2 separate regions of the Homo sapiens genome follow, and region 2 is linked to region 1. A link is a contact called in ENCODE Hi-C or POLR2A ChIA-PET data. All regions are on one chromosome and are shown on one strand. The core of a region is the stretch at or near the end of the contact, and the rest is flanking DNA. Distances in the headings are between cores, read along the strand shown.

Evidence for each region. Hi-C counts contacts between places; a loop is a spot of excess contacts on that map. ChIA-PET counts read pairs that join two places held with the same protein, here RNA polymerase II (POLR2A). Pooled maps may share reads with other maps.
Region 2: a pooled map shows a loop between it and region 1 (4-fold over the local background). The contact joins two enhancer-like sites. A Hi-C loop is called at or near these places in 1 of 37 single-sample maps with no recorded cell type and 2 of 50 pooled maps. POLR2A ChIA-PET finds 5 or more read pairs at or near these places in 5 of 52 experiments (H1, HepG2, MCF 10A and 2 more).

The regions. Positions count from the first base shown.
Region 1 is chr15:64,139,044-64,146,637 of GRCh38, reverse strand. SNX1 (sorting nexin 1) reads right to left here. Exons shown (of 15, transcript NM_003099.5): 15 at 2,407-7,594. Among named protein-coding and RNA genes, the nearest start is that of SNX22, 8.9 kb to the left of the region's middle. RefSeq lists enhancers at 459-975, 1,841-1,930, 1,951-2,260. Within about 2 kb of position 1,902, at least 4 of the 41 ENCODE cell types and tissues checked have a DNase peak (open chromatin) inside an H3K27ac peak, as active enhancers do.
Region 2 is chr15:64,244,592-64,252,101 of GRCh38, reverse strand. CSNK1G1 (casein kinase 1 gamma 1) reads left to right here. Exons shown (of 12, transcript NM_022048.5): 4 at 521-590. Among named protein-coding and RNA genes, the nearest start is that of PPIB, 85 kb to the right of the region's middle. RefSeq lists enhancers at 3,758-4,052, 4,942-5,001, 5,122-5,622, 5,623-6,123. Within about 2 kb of position 5,186, at least 6 of the 41 ENCODE cell types and tissues checked have a DNase peak (open chromatin) inside an H3K27ac peak, as active enhancers do.

The sequences.
Region 1 (7,594 bases), core at 653-3,152:
CACAGAGTTCCTACTGATTACCTTGTTAATAAGTACATTTTATAAACGGAAATAATAAATATAACATTTAAAAACATCATTTTTATGTTTATTAGATTTTGGTGTAACGTGTCTTTTAAAAAGAGTGCTACTAAAAAGCGTTGTTACTGAGTTGGTCCAAACTCTTCACTTCTGTCAACCGGGGGAAGCCAGGCGTGAGGGAGTGGTGGGTACTGGAAGCAGCTGTTAGAACGCACCTCTGACAAGCATGTCCTGCCCAAGTCCTTAGAGCAAAAATTGGTCCAGGACAGGCAGGCCCCAAACCCGGGGCTCCAGCCAGCAATGTCACTTCTAGGAGTCTCCTGTCCCCTGCCCAGATAGGACAGCGGCAGCTCAGCTGCTTCAGACAACACGACTCAGGTCTGGCACAGGGAGAGCTGGCAGAGGCCACCCCACCACTTTGACGGCACAGCTCTCCAGGCTGCGTGTGGTGATACAGCAACTCCCAGTGCCTTTCAGAGCCATGTCAGCCAATCAACCAAGTGGCCCCTCTGGTGTGCCAAGCACTGGGGTTCAAGAAACAAAGACACACTTGGGTCCCTCAAGTAACAGGGGTTCACTGTGAAGAGAGCTGAGGGACCAAGAACTGGGGCAACAGGCAGAAGCCAGGATGGGCAGGAGCTCCAGGCCTCGAGGTCTGGAAGGGAGGTGGCCCTGCCTCATATGCTAGCTGTCCCCAGGGTGCTGGCGGTGGCTTCTCAGCAAGTGGAGTTTTTCATGTCTGCCATTAAGGTCCCCAGCTACTCACCAAAGATGCTTCTGTCTTCCAGCCTCTGCTACTACTCCACTGGGCAACCCCTGCCCATCTGGGGAAAGAATGTCTTGCAGGGGTCAGAGAAGCTCCAATGCTTACCAGGTCAGGTGGGTATCCAAATGGGACTTGTCCTTAACAGGCCTACTGTGTGGATGCCTTCAGGTCTTTAAGAAAACAACTTAGGGCCGGGTGTGGTGGCTCACGCCTGTAATCCCAGCACTTTGGGAGGCCGAGGCGGACGGATCACGTGAGGTTGGGAGTTCGAGACCAGCCTGCCAAAATAGAGAAACCCTGTCTCTACTAAAAATACAAAATTTGCCGGGCATGGTGGCACGTGCTTGTAATCTCAGCTACTTGGGAGGCTGAGTCAGGAGAATCGCTTGAACCCGGGAGGCGCAGGATGCGGTGAGCTGAGATGGCACCATTGCACTCCAGCCTGGGCAACAAGAGCGAAACTCCACCTCAAAAAACAAACAAACAACAACAAAAAAACAAAACTTAGTGGGTTGATTTCCAGGTTCCTCTTGTCTGTCCCCGTCTAAATGTCTACAGTGTGTGGGATAGGGTGTGGCAGAGAGGCCATGCTAAGAGCTTGAGTTCATCTTAGCTATGGGGTGTGACCTGGGCCAGCTGCTTCAGCTCCCTGAACCTGTCCTTAGTGTGGGTCATGAGTGCACCCTGCAGGGTGACAGTGCTGGATGTGAGCTATCTCAGGGCCCAGAGGCAGTTCTTACTATAGTTAATAATTAGGCCCACGAGTGGGAAGGGGCGGTCATGGGCAGTCTGTCCCCTGCTGCGGAACATGCTCCTGGCCGCAGGAGCCTCGTCTATTTTTCTTGAGAGGCTGCCAGTGAAACCTGCGTGTTGGGCCCCTGTGGCTATCGCCACTGCAGCTCATAATGGAAGAGGAAGCAGCGAGCTCTGAAGCCCCGAAGGGGCAGTCATTTGGAAACAGTCACATCTCTTTATGGAAAGGTCCTGTCTCGGATTGGACAGGGTTTTTCTGTTTCTTTTCTGGACCCAGACAAAGAGCATCCTGTGGAAGGCGAGCAGCTGGCTTCCTCTGAGCAGCCTTGGGTGGGTGAAGTTTTCTGCCCCGAGGTCTGGTCATCAGAGCCAGAGGAGCATTTCCACAACAGACAAGGGCCAAAGGGGTGAAAGGCCTGTCTGGGCAAGACTTGTGGGGCCTGCAGGCTTCCCCAGCACACTGAGCACCAGTCTTACCAACCACGGTGAGGCCTATTAAACCTCAAATTAGGCCAGATTTCCGGATCTCTTGAAAAATCCCCAGATCTGGCCTCAGTGACCCACAGGCTTGTATGGCAATGATCTTGAGCCGAGGAGCAGCCACTGCCCCGGAGGCTCCTGTGCAGGTGGTGGAGGACACCAGGATGAGCAGAGACAGTGCAGCCCAGGACCCCAGGGAGTCCAGAGCTCAGGAGGCTACAGAGACCGCCTCAGAGCTGACACCACACAGGAGAGGAAGACCAGAGGCTGAAGAGGACGACAGACGCAGGGCCCAACTCCAGTCCGGGGTAGGGCAGAGGGCGGATCAGGGGAAGCTGCCCAAAGAACAGATATGTGATGCGGGCCTCAAAGGATGCACTGGATTGTTTTCCCATAATGAAAATAGCTTTATTTGATTTTTCTTATTTTAACGATAATACATACAAATTTTAAGCAATACAAAATGGTATTAAAAATTAAAGGTAATGCAAACTTCCATCTCTAGAGGTGACCATAGTTATTAACAATTCAATCAACATCCTTCCCATATATAAAGTTTTATATAAATGTGAATATCATGCAATTCTATAACCTGCTTTTTTCACTAAAAAATATGAGTTTTCCTTGTCAATGAATATAGCTATATATCATCTTCAATGGCTGTAAAATATTCAACGGTGTAACTGTACCATAATTCATTTAATCCCCTCCTGATGGACATTTCAATTGGCTTCAGTTTTTGCAACTGTAAACAGTGCTATGACGGGCATTTCTGGTTAGTCATCTTCAAGGATTTGGTTTCTAGAAGTGCCTATGAGGATCCTCAGTGAATGTTCTGACACACAGGCAAATGCTTCACATCTCCTTACACTTATATTCCCATCTAGGGCATTGGAAAATGCCTGCTTCAGACAGGTGTAATTCTGAGAATGAAGATGGGGAAGGGAGAAAGGGTGCTTAAGGTACCAAGCCCAGCATTAACCCAGCCTCCTCGGGCCACACAGAAGTGAGAAGTAGCACATTTGCAATCAGTTTCCATGAGGTGTCGGCGCTGTTGGGAAGGACTGGGAGATAAAGAGGGAAAGGTGAGCTGGGTCCTTTCACAGACAGTATGAACGCCAGGTGGCAGAGCCTGCAACTGGGGAACAATCATTCAACAGTTATCTATTTGACACCTGTTTTGAGCCTGAACCTTTGCTGGGGCCCATGGAGTTATAAAGGCGTAAGACCCCAGAGTTTAGCATTTGGTGGAGACTGTAAATCACCCAACTTTATCACAAGATGCAGTTATCGGCAGGTGACACATGCACCAGAAGACAGGCTTCAGTTGTTCTTGTCCATTTATCTCAGATCAGGCACGACCCTGTCCAAACATGGAGCAGAGAATCTTAGCCAGTGTCTCCAAAGACAGAGTGTACATCCAGGCATGTGCGCACTGTAGCACAGATGTGTCCTCCTATGTTTGGAGCCAGGGATCCCCATTATCTTCTCCCGCCCTCCCCTTCCCCCTAGGCTGCCAAGTACTGGTGGGGAAAATCCCACCACCTTGGGGCTTGATGTCCTTGAAGTCTATGGGCTTCCCGTGGGCCCTGAGTGTGCTCGGCAAAAGACACGCCCTCCATCACCACACACTCTCCAGCCACATCTTGGCCCCATCCTGAGATTTCCAGGAGTTCCTCCCCTTTTTTAAAACTTGAGTTGCTTCAAAGACTTTTTAGGGTTCCTAGCTACAGGAGCATTCAGAATGAAAATCTTCTGGGAAGAGTTAACAGTTGCTGGTATTTTTGTGTAGGCGACAATTCTTATTCCCGTTTCTCTCATTTATTTTGTCACTGAGTACTGACACTGAATACTGGGATCACACCAGCTCGAAGTCCAGTCCTCATCTTCAGCACTCCGGAGCCCAAACGCTGAACTAGCCAAGGGGAAAGCAGGTTCCATACCTTTTATCTAAAAAAACTTGGCTTAAATAGGTAAATATGACATTCCTATCTCAGAAAATTTTAATTATCAAGCATGAAACTTCCCCTCTTCGGCCTCCCCTCCACCTACAGATTCTTTCCTGTGGCCTCAGCAGTGAGGCACCCTCTGAACACAGGTCCCCTTCCTGTGCTCTGGACCCCATTTTCTTCCAAACATGGCTCTGATAGTCATTCTCTTTCTCTTCTCTGAATTTTATTAACATGCTTAAGTTTGTCCCACCTTTAAATAAAACAAAGCCTCCTTTAACTCTATCTCCCCTACTTAAAGCAACTGGCCTCCCTTCCCATCCAGAGCTGCTTTTTTTTTTGAGACAAGATCTTGCTCTGTCACCTAGGCTGGAGTGCAGTGGCGCAACTGTAGCTCACTGCAACCTCAACCTCCTGGGCTCAGGTGATGTTCCCGCGTAGCTGGGCCTACAGGCATGCACCACCACACACCCAGCTAGTTGTTTTTATTTTTGTAGGGACAGGGTCTCACTATATTCCCCAGGCTGGTCTCAAATTCTTGGGCTCAAGTGATTCTCCCACCTCGGCCTCCCAAAATGCTAGGAATACAGGCATAAGCCACTGTGCCTGGCCCAGAGCCGCTTCTTAAAACACCTTCAGCACTCACTGCCCCCACCACTGCTTCCCCTCCCATCTGCCCCAAACCTATTGCCTCATGTGTTACAAAGGGTTTCATTGTCTGCCCAGTGTCTGGGCCAGAAGCTTGCGGGGCATCCTAGCTACCTCCCTCTCCCCTCAAGCCTCTCATCAAATCAAGGACCGATCTCAGTGGTTCCGAAACTCTCCTGAGCTCTGGCCCCACCATACCTGCCCTTTTCAGCTCTCCTGAGGGTAGGGATAAGCCTGGCTGCTCTTCCTGCCTCCAGTCTCACGCCTTCTGGTGTGTCCAGATCACGAAGCGACAATGGTAATGTGGAAAGCGCCTCCCAGGTCCTATCAGACACCCATGTGATGTGGCTCCTGCTCGTTTTTCTCCATGGGCCTCACTGACTTTACCCTACACCAAGCCACTTGACATTTCCCTAGATGCGCCTACCTCACCCTGCCAGACAGACAGGGAGGCAGAAGCAACAAACACTTTTACACCTTTTAGACTCAGTTCAAGCATCAGGTTCTCCACAAAGTCCTCCCTCCTGGGTCCCCAGCTGGAATACCACCTTCTTCCTTTGTGCTCCTGTTATTCCTTGTAGAGGCTTCTGGCTCAGTACCCCTAACCCACTACTGGCCTACTTGATTTCCACACGTGCAAGCTCTTTACAAAAATGCACAAGCCCTAAAGACAACTGGCCCCGCCAGCCTCAGGATACAGGAAGCAGAGGAGGAAGTTCTGAAACCAGAGGAGACATCATTCCAAGGAAATAAGAAAAACAGACTTACGTCAGAATGATCATTAGATGGAACTTAACAAAGCAACCTGAAATCTTTGTCTCTCTGGAGGAAAGAGTTAACAACATGGAAAAGGGGGCAGACTGGAATAAACCTACAGGGCTGGTCTCAAAGCATCAGTGTGAATTCATGATTTTTAGTATCTATTTATGTCAGGTATCTCTAACCTATCTTGTTTCTACAAATCAATCAATCTATCTATCTATCTATATCTATCATCTATCTATCTATCTATCTATCTATCTATCTATCTATCTATCATCTCTTTGCACTGTATGGTGAGAGCCTAGAGGCAATGACATTCCAGTAACAAGCAGCACATTTGGCACCCAGATCTTGGTTTCTAAATAACATTCTCTGGCTGGGTATGGTGGCTCACACCTGTAATCCCAGCACTTTGGGAGGTTGAGGTGGGCAGATCACCTGAGGTCAGGAGTTCGAGACCAGCCTCCCCAACATGGTAAAACCCCCATTTCTACCAAAAATGCAAAAATTAGCTGGGTGTGGGGGCAGGCACCTGTAATCCCAGCTACTTGGAAGGCTGAGGCAGGAGAATTGCTTGAACCTGGTAGGTGGAGGTTGCAGTGAGCTGAGATTGTGCCATTGCAATCCAGCCTGGGCGACAAGAGCGAGACTCTGTCTCAAAAATAGTAATAATAATCAAATCAAATAAAAATAAATAAATACCATTCTCCATTATAAGGAACCAAGACTCCCTGGAGAAATGGCTGATTCCAGGGCTAGGGTAGGGAACATTCAAGATGAGCCTGGAACATCTTGTTATGCCAGAAGGTAAGAAAGTACTCAAAACATGATGGGAGCAAGCTACAAACACACAAGAGGCCGCTATAAATCTGGGACAATTTGAGAATCAAGATAAAATCAAAGCAATGGCTTGCAACTCTGAGTAAAACAGGAATCCCTGCATCCATATTGATAAACAAGTGAATAAATAAATGGTGAGAAAGGATGTTTTTCTTTGTATGTAGAATGTCAACCAATAAATGTAGAAGGCATTATGGAGTTAGGAAATCATGTTGGTCAATCATGACAGTAATAACTGGGACAAGACTAATCAACTGATACTATATAACTGGTGAATGAGGAACAAAATACTTATATAGTCTCAAAGTATCTCCCCACAAATTACTTGTAAATTACAAAGAGGAAATCGTAAATTTAAAATGAAATCTGGCAGACACCAACCTAAGCGGTGAACAGAGTTAACAACATTAATGGGACCAACTGACATTATATGCTGATTACGACGCACTGACGACACACTGCTTCTGTGATATTCCCACCCAGAATGCAAAACCCTCACCTAGTCATGCGGAACCATCACACAAATCCAAACTGAGGAACATTCGACAAAATAGCCTGTATTCTTCAAAAATGTCATGGTAATGAAAGACAAAAGAAAGTTGAGGAATCTGCAGTATTGAGAGACACACGTTTACAAATGTAACATGATCCTGCACAAGGTAAAAGAATGGCTACAAAGGACATTATTGGGATAAATGGCAAAATTTAAATATGAATCATGGGTTAGATAACAGTATTAAATCACTGTTAAACTTCCTGATTTTGATAATAATACTTAAAAAAATACTGAATAATGCTTAAAGTAATTCTCTTCTTCTCTTAGAAGAGAATGTCCTGTTCTTAGGGAAATGCATACTGTTTTGGGCATAATGGGGTATCTGTGCAAATTATTCTCAAATGATTAAGAAAATGCAACATGAAATATAGATAAGGCAAATGGGATAAAATGTAAACACTCAGTAAATCTGGATAAAAGATATATAGGAGTTCTTTGTGATATTCCTGCAACTTTTCTGTAAATCTGAAATTGTATTCAAAATTTTAAAGTTACCAATAAAACAAAACAAACAACCCCTGACCAAGAATCCAACAACAAGGGATGAATCAAAATTATGGTACAGTCACCCTATGGATGCCTTCAAATTACACAGCTTTACAGATCAACTTTGTGAAGATATATAACAATATAGTAAAATGCTTATAACATGTACAATGTTGAATGATAAAAGCAGGATACAAAATACTTTATGTGTATATTATTACAACTATGTAAAAGCAAGCATATAATAAAGACTGGAAGGATAAAACCAAAGTTGATGGTAAGGATACTGAGGGGTAGGGAGAGTGACTTTTTCCAAAAACTTCACCTGTTAAA
Region 2 (7,510 bases), core at 3,937-6,436, 100 kb before region 1:
AAATACTTTGAAAGACATTCACTAAAATGTTAATAGTGCCTCTCTTTAAAGTGACAGGATCACAGATGATTTTTACTTTCTTCCTAATTTTTGTATATTTGAATTTTCTTCTGAGCATGCATTATTTTTCTAAAAATAATAAAACCATGAACCACCCAAAATTCTGAACAAAACAAGCAGGAAATACATTCTGGTATTTTTTTATTTAAAGGTTTGGCATCAAGTTTCCTGGCAGAATACATTCCAGGAGAATATTTCATTGCAAGAAAGATATCCTTGAATGATAGCTCATGCAAAGTCTATTTTTATTTAACTATCCATGGAAGGACTTGTATGTAATTCACCTTCATCTTCTCTTAGCTATACTGTCCAAGACCAATTGTGGTTAGAAAAGGCTCTTATATATGGATATTATCTCTAAAACATTGGGTGATCTTAGCCCTCGTTTACTCCAAAAATTTAAGAATGGAAAAATCCCATTTGTTTAAATCTGATCACAGTTTTTCTTTTTGGATTTCAGGAACCAATAAAATCACGTGCTCCACAGCTTCATTTAGAGTACAGATTTTATAAACAGCTTGGCAGTGCAGGTAAGTCAAGTCTTTTCTCTCCACTTACTTAGTATGTATCTTAGCTGGAAGCCCTAAAATATACAAATTTTTTTGTCTGGTTTGCCCTTTTTACCAAACCATCTATCTCCCCTGCTTGCCGGATAGGTAAATAAACATAGTCAACCACAAAGCTACTTGCGCTCTGGTTCCTGGAGTTGAGTTGACAGGGGAACTGTGTTGCTATGACTATGCCCACAGACCAACCTGCAGATGCCTTCCACTTGTCAAATACTCATAGTGTGAAGGATTTGCTTTTCAGCAGTTCATTCTCTTTTCTTTACTTATACCAAAAGAAAGGAGGAAATGTTGGTAATTTGCAAAATATACTTTACCATACTGAGATGGTTTATCTGTTTTGAAGACATACTAAAATATACATTCTGAAATATTACAGAACCGTCATTTTATCCATTGTCCTCATTAATTTGCAAGAGCTATCCATATGATTGTAATAACCTATGACCTTCGGCAATTTTTAAAAATTAAGTTAATCACTGTAAAAAATGTTTGTTTTTACCAAAAAGCTCTAATTTCTCAAATATCTTACTGGCTTCCAGAAAAATGTTTTGCTAATGTTTACCTGTAGGGACAAGTCTCTCAGAAGATGAAATCTTTCAGAGCTATTTTCACTATTTGACATTAGTAGAATTTCCTCTGCTTTATGCCCCCTTCACTGTGACAGGTTTTATATGAATGACTAAAGCTTGGTTTCTATTTTTTTTTTCTTTCTTTCTTTCTTGTTTTGGAGACAGGGTCTCACTCCCATCACCCAGACTGGAGTGCAGTGGCACGATCACGGCTCACTGCAGCCTGGGCCTTCTAGGCTCAAGCAGTTCTCCTGCCTCAGCCTCCTGAGTAGCTGGTACTGTAGGCATGCACCACCACACCAGGCTAATTTTCTGTATTTTTAGTAGAGATGGGGTTTTGCCATGTTGCCCAGGCTGGTCTTGAACTCCTGGGCTCAAGTGATCCTCCTGCCTTCAGCCTCCCAAAATGCTGGGATTACAGGCATGAGCCATCATACTGTTTGTTCTATTTCAAGTAACCCTATGAAGGTACTACTGAAGGAATTTGAGTTCTGCATCCTAAAATATTTAGAATTATATGAGTCATTGTGTGTTATTCAAGTTTTATTATACCCTGACTATAGCAATAATCAGCTATAGTTATAACCCAGGGAGCCCACAATGGACTTGTCTTTCATTGAACTTAATATGAATTCTTGCTCACAGTAGCCTCTCAGTATATATTTGTTAATTGATTGGAGTGTTTTTGGCATAAGATTTAAGACTGGCAACTGAGTTCACAGGGTGTATACATAACTTGAGGCTTATCTTCCCACATGCCCCAGGACTACATTTTAATTGTTGTTCCTCTTACATTCCTGGTTTTATAATGTTGTTAAGTTATTCTAGGTTTCATAAGTTTTAGGGAAAAGACTGTCACAGCCCATTTATGATAAGCATGTTTGTATATGTCTCATAAATCCAAGGGTCAGGTAACAACATGCTTAATCCAGTCCAGCTTAGAAGTTTAAGTGGGGAAGTGGACAGGCCAGTTTTCAGGATTTCCTCTGTAAGCCCTTTCAAATAGATCCACCAAATCAGACCAATCTTCCCTTTTCAATATAGAGCCAAAAAAAATCTAATGTATTTGTTAGGTAGGAATAACATCTGTGCTGCTGGGTTGGTACTCTTCCCAAATACAGAAAATTGCAAGCTCTTGAAGTTTCAGCATTCTCTGTGCACTGAAAGCGAGGAGTAAACAGGGAGGGCATTAGAGGAAAGGTGACTATACAAATTGCTTTTCACTTAAGCAGCAAGGAAAAACTGGAATCTCTGAGACTGGTATATCCATCATTGTCATGAGTGGGAATAGGAGGGCTCTGTTGTACTGGTTAGGCCAACTGTTGACTCATAGTCAGGTAGGCTGGCCATCGTTGGTCTGTCTCCCAGTACCTTTTCTAACAAACATGTAAAGGTCACAAAGCCTTCTAGGTCCTATATGCAGTTCAGTGGTGACTACTGGCCTCTTTTCTGCTTCTTGAGATCACCCACTACTTCTAAAATAGCTGCGGTGGGCATCATCTTAATACCCTTGCCTGCAACTAACAAGGTAGCTGCAGACTTTTCCAAGATAGGAAGTGCTTTAGTTTTCTGTTTCAAATCCCCTTGCTACCCCTACCCGCTAGTGTAAGAATTACTTTTAGGATTTTCTTACAGTCATCTAAATCGGCTTGACTACTTAGTTCTAATCATAGAGTTCACCACTCTTCAGGCTAATTTAATGTGGGAAAGTCCAGTGTATTTGAAGTTCTTCATATTAGGCCCAAGTTTGCCATTTATTTATATATTTATTATTTTTAAAATTTAGATGGAGTCTTGCTATGTCACCAGGCTGGAGTGCAGTGGCACTATCTCGGCTCACTGCAACTTCCGCTTCCCGGGTTCACGCCATTCTCCTCCTCAGCCTCCCGAGTAGCTGGGCCTACAGGCGCCCGCCACCATGCCCAGCTAGTTTTTTTTTGTAATTTTAATAGAGACGGGGTTTCACCATGTTAGCCAGGATGGTCTCGATCTCCTGACCTCGTGATCCGCCTGCCTCGGCCTCCCAAAGTGCTGGGATTACAGGCGTGAGCCACCACGCCTGGCCAATTTTTTGTATTTTTTTAGTAGAGACGGGGTTTCACCATGTTGGCCAGGATGGTCTTGATCTCCTGACCTCGTGATCTGCCTGCCTCGCCCTCTCTAAGTGCTGGGATTACAGATGTGAGCCGCCGTGCCTGGCCATATTTTTTATTTTATTTTTTCCAGAGTCCAGATGAGGAAGAACATTGGGATATTTTTAAAATCCTGATTATATTATCCTATTGATGATTAGGCATTGACTATTTTTTTATTGTAATTGCATATTGGTCCCACTCTCCCCACTCCCTGCCATAAGATTATAAGCTCCTTGAAAACAAGCCTTGTGTCTTCTTTACCCTTGTATCTCAAGCGTATCTTAAGGCCTGGTGTGATGTCATTCTGTCACATAGCAGTCAGCAAGTAGTTCAGTGGCAGAAAGAAGTTAGAAAGATTTAATAAGCTTGCCTTTTTAGATTTTTACCAATGTTATTAATAAAAATATTCCTTGTGATGGTTAAAAAAAGGAAATTTATTTTGAAAGAAGATCAATTGACAAGAAAATAGACAAGATTTCACCATGTGTCCTTGTAAATGTGAGCATGAACACCAGAGCTTGTTTTTAACTTAGAGGCACAGCATTCCTCCCCCTATTTTTTCAGAGTAAGTTCTCAGCTGCAAGTATGACTCATTGGTAGTTAATGTTTGAGCAGCCAGTGCGCATATGCCACTCTTTTGATTACCAAGGTGATGTTGCAGCATTGTAAATAAACAACCTTTTGTGCCAAAGCCACACAAAGACCACAGTAACATAATTAGTGTTTTTACTCACTAGTGTTTTGTCTGTCATTGTTCATTACTGTCCAGTGAATTATAAAATATTTGGATTTCCTGACAATGAATACTTAAACAAAAAGCCCATTGTGACTTAGGTTTGTTCAGTGAATTAATCATTGCTTATAAATGTATGAAATTATTTGGGAAAAATGATTGATTATGAATTTAAAGAATACCTATTGCTGTGATATCCAGAGCTTGAGACATTAAATTCCTAAAATAGGAACTTTTTGTTGTCCTGGGACTATGACCATTTTCTTCAGTACCCAACTCTTAATCATTACCTTGGCCTTTTGGACCCCAGTTTCACATTGATGACCTGATCTAGAAATTCATACCAATTCTCTAATTATGTAGAGATAGAACAAAAATGACAGCACTGGGTAATTGTGAATGTGGTTCTGGTTGGAGGTCTTCCACATTGTCTCTGCTTTTCCTTGTGTGATCTCTAACTCTTTCTCTTCCATTCCACTTTGTTTTCTAGTGAGTGGTCACACTTTTCAAGCTTTGTTTCTTGATTACAGTTTTACCACCAAGATTTTCAAGACTTAATGCTTAAGAATTGATATCTCCAAGATAATCAGGGAAGAAAGTAAAGGGGACCATGAGAACCTTGAAACTGAGAATAAGCATTTTATTTTCCTGTTAGCTATCATTTTTTCATTTCTTATAGAAACCAAATTGTAAAATCTTATAACTATTTTTCTTATTTTCTTCAATCATCAATGTTATGTTAATTGTATTATGGTCACCATAGGCAAGTTTTAATTTCTTTTCTTTTTATGGGAATGATTTTAGGTTTCAGTATTTCCTTAGGGTCTTTTACTTAGGAAGATACATACATTATCAATTTAAAAATTTTCCAATCCATAAATCTTTTTTCCAGCATAGCTCTCAGTTTTGCTTGTATTCTAGCACACAGGAACAAGATTTGGTGGATGAGAGGTTTGGGGCAGAGATATGAAAGAGTCTGTGGCCGAAACAGATCCGTATTAGGAAGAGTGACAGTATGAGAATGACTCCATAGCTGACCACATGACAACAGCGTGGTATATGTTCGTTAATTGACTAGAAGATGAATAAGCCAGAACCAAGCATGCAGCTGAAGTGGGAGGAAAAAGGGAGGGAGGGGATGAGTCAGCAAGGACCAGAGCAAATGAAAGAGGATTGAGGGTTTAGAGGGTAGGTAAACGGCAGGATAATAGGATTCTTTGCAGTAAATGACAGGAAAATGGAGGTCTCTGACATAACCTGAAATTTCTAAGTCTAGGCTCCCATATCCTGGCTTCCCAGCAGCTATTGTAATCTAGTGACTCTTCTGATTTGGCTCTCTTATAAAGGAGAAGCTAATCCTCAAATTAAAAAATGACAAGATTCCTCCCCCCCCCCCTTTTTTTTTTTTTTAAAGAGACGGACTCTTGCTCTGATTCTGAGGCTAGAGTGTAGTGGTGCAATCGTAGCTTGCTGCAGCCTCAAATTCTTTGGCTCTAGTCATCCTCCCGCCTCAGCCTCCCAAGTAGCTGGGACTACAGGCGCAATGCACCATAGCTGGCTAATATTTTTAGTTTTTTGTAGGGATGGAGTCTCACTATGTTGACCAGGCTGGTCTTGAACTCTTGGCCCCAGGTGATCCTCTCACCTTGGCTGCCCAAAGTGCTGGGATCACAGGCATGAACCACTGTGTCCAGCCTTAACAAGACCCCAGTTGAAACTTCACAAATGCAGTAGTCAAAACAAAATCTCATTGGGCAGAGAAAGCCAGTTAACTTGTTAAATACCTAGTAGGCGGTTCATTTTTAAAATTGATACATAATATACCTATTTATGGGATATATGTGATATTTTGATACATGCATATCTATGTGTAATTATCAAGTCAGGGTGGTTAAGCTACTCATTACCTCAAACATTTACCATTTCTTTGTGTTGGGAACATTTCAAATCTACTCTTCTGGCTATTTTGAAATATACAATAAATTATTGTTAACTATAGTCACTCTGCTGTGCTATCAACACTAGAATTTATTGCTTCTAACTGTATGTTTGTACCCATTAACCAAGCTCTCTTCATCCTCCCCACACCCAACCATTCCCAGCCTCTGGTAACCATCATTCTATATGAGATCAACTTTTTAAGTTTTCACATGAGCGAGAACATGTGATATTTGTCTTTCCCTGCCTACCTTATTTCAGTTATTATAAAGGCCTCCAGTTCCATCTGTGTTGCTGCAAATGACAGAATTTCATTCTTTTTTTGTGTGTGTGTCTTTTTTTTTTTTCCTTTTTGTGGAGAACCGGGGTCTCGCTATACTGCCCAGTCAGGTCTCAAACTCCTGGGCTCAAACTATCCTCCCACCTCGCCTCTCTGAGAGCTGGGCTTACAGGTGTGAATTTCATTCTTTTTTATGGGTGAATAGTATTTCCTTGTGTGTATATGTACCACATTTTTTTGTCCTTTATCTGTTAATGGACACTTAGGTTAATTGCATATCTTTGCTATTATGAATAGAGCTGTAATAAACATGGACGTACACACATGTTTTTGATAAACTGATTTTGATAATGGCTGTGAAGATCATTTGCCCATTTTTAAATCAGATTATTATTTTTACTATTTTTTGCTATTGAGTTGTTTGAATTGCATATATATCCTGGCTATTAATTAATCCCTTATTAGATACATGGTTTGCATATATTATATTTTCTCTTATTCTACTGGTTGTCTCTTCACTCAGTTGTTTCCTTTGCTGTGCAGGAGCTTCTTAGCTTGCTGAAATTCCATTTGTTTATTTTTGCTTCTGTTGCCTGTGTTTTTGAGGTCTTACCTGAAAGATTTTGCCCAGACCAATGTCATGAAGCATTTCCCCAATGTTTTATTCTAGTAGTTTCATAGTTTCAGGTCTTACATCTAAGTCTTTAATCCATTTTGATTTGTTTTTTTTTGTATAGTTAGAGATAGGGGTCTAGTTTCATTTCTCTAAACAGACCATCCTTTCCCTACTGAATGTTCTTGGCACCTTTGTTGAAAATTAGCTGGTTCCAAATATGTGGGTTTATTTCTGGGTTCTCTCCTCTCTTCCCTTGGTCTCTTTGTCTGTTTATGCCAGTAACATGCTGTTTGGTTACTGTAGCTTTGTAGTATATTTTGACATCAGGTAGTGCGTGATTAGTGGGTGATGCCTCCAGCTGTGTTGTTTTTTTTTCCCCGCCTTGATACAGGGTCTTACTCTGTTACCCAGGCTGTAGTGCAGTGATGTGATCACGGCTCACTACAGCCTCAGCCTCCCTCACCACGCCCTGCTAATTTTTTGTAGAGGTGGGGTTTTGCCATGTTACACAGGCAGGCATCAAACTCCTGGACTCCAGTGATCCACCTGCCTCAGCCTCCCAAAGTGCTGGGATTACAGGTGTGAGCCATTATGCCTGGCCTTGCTTTGT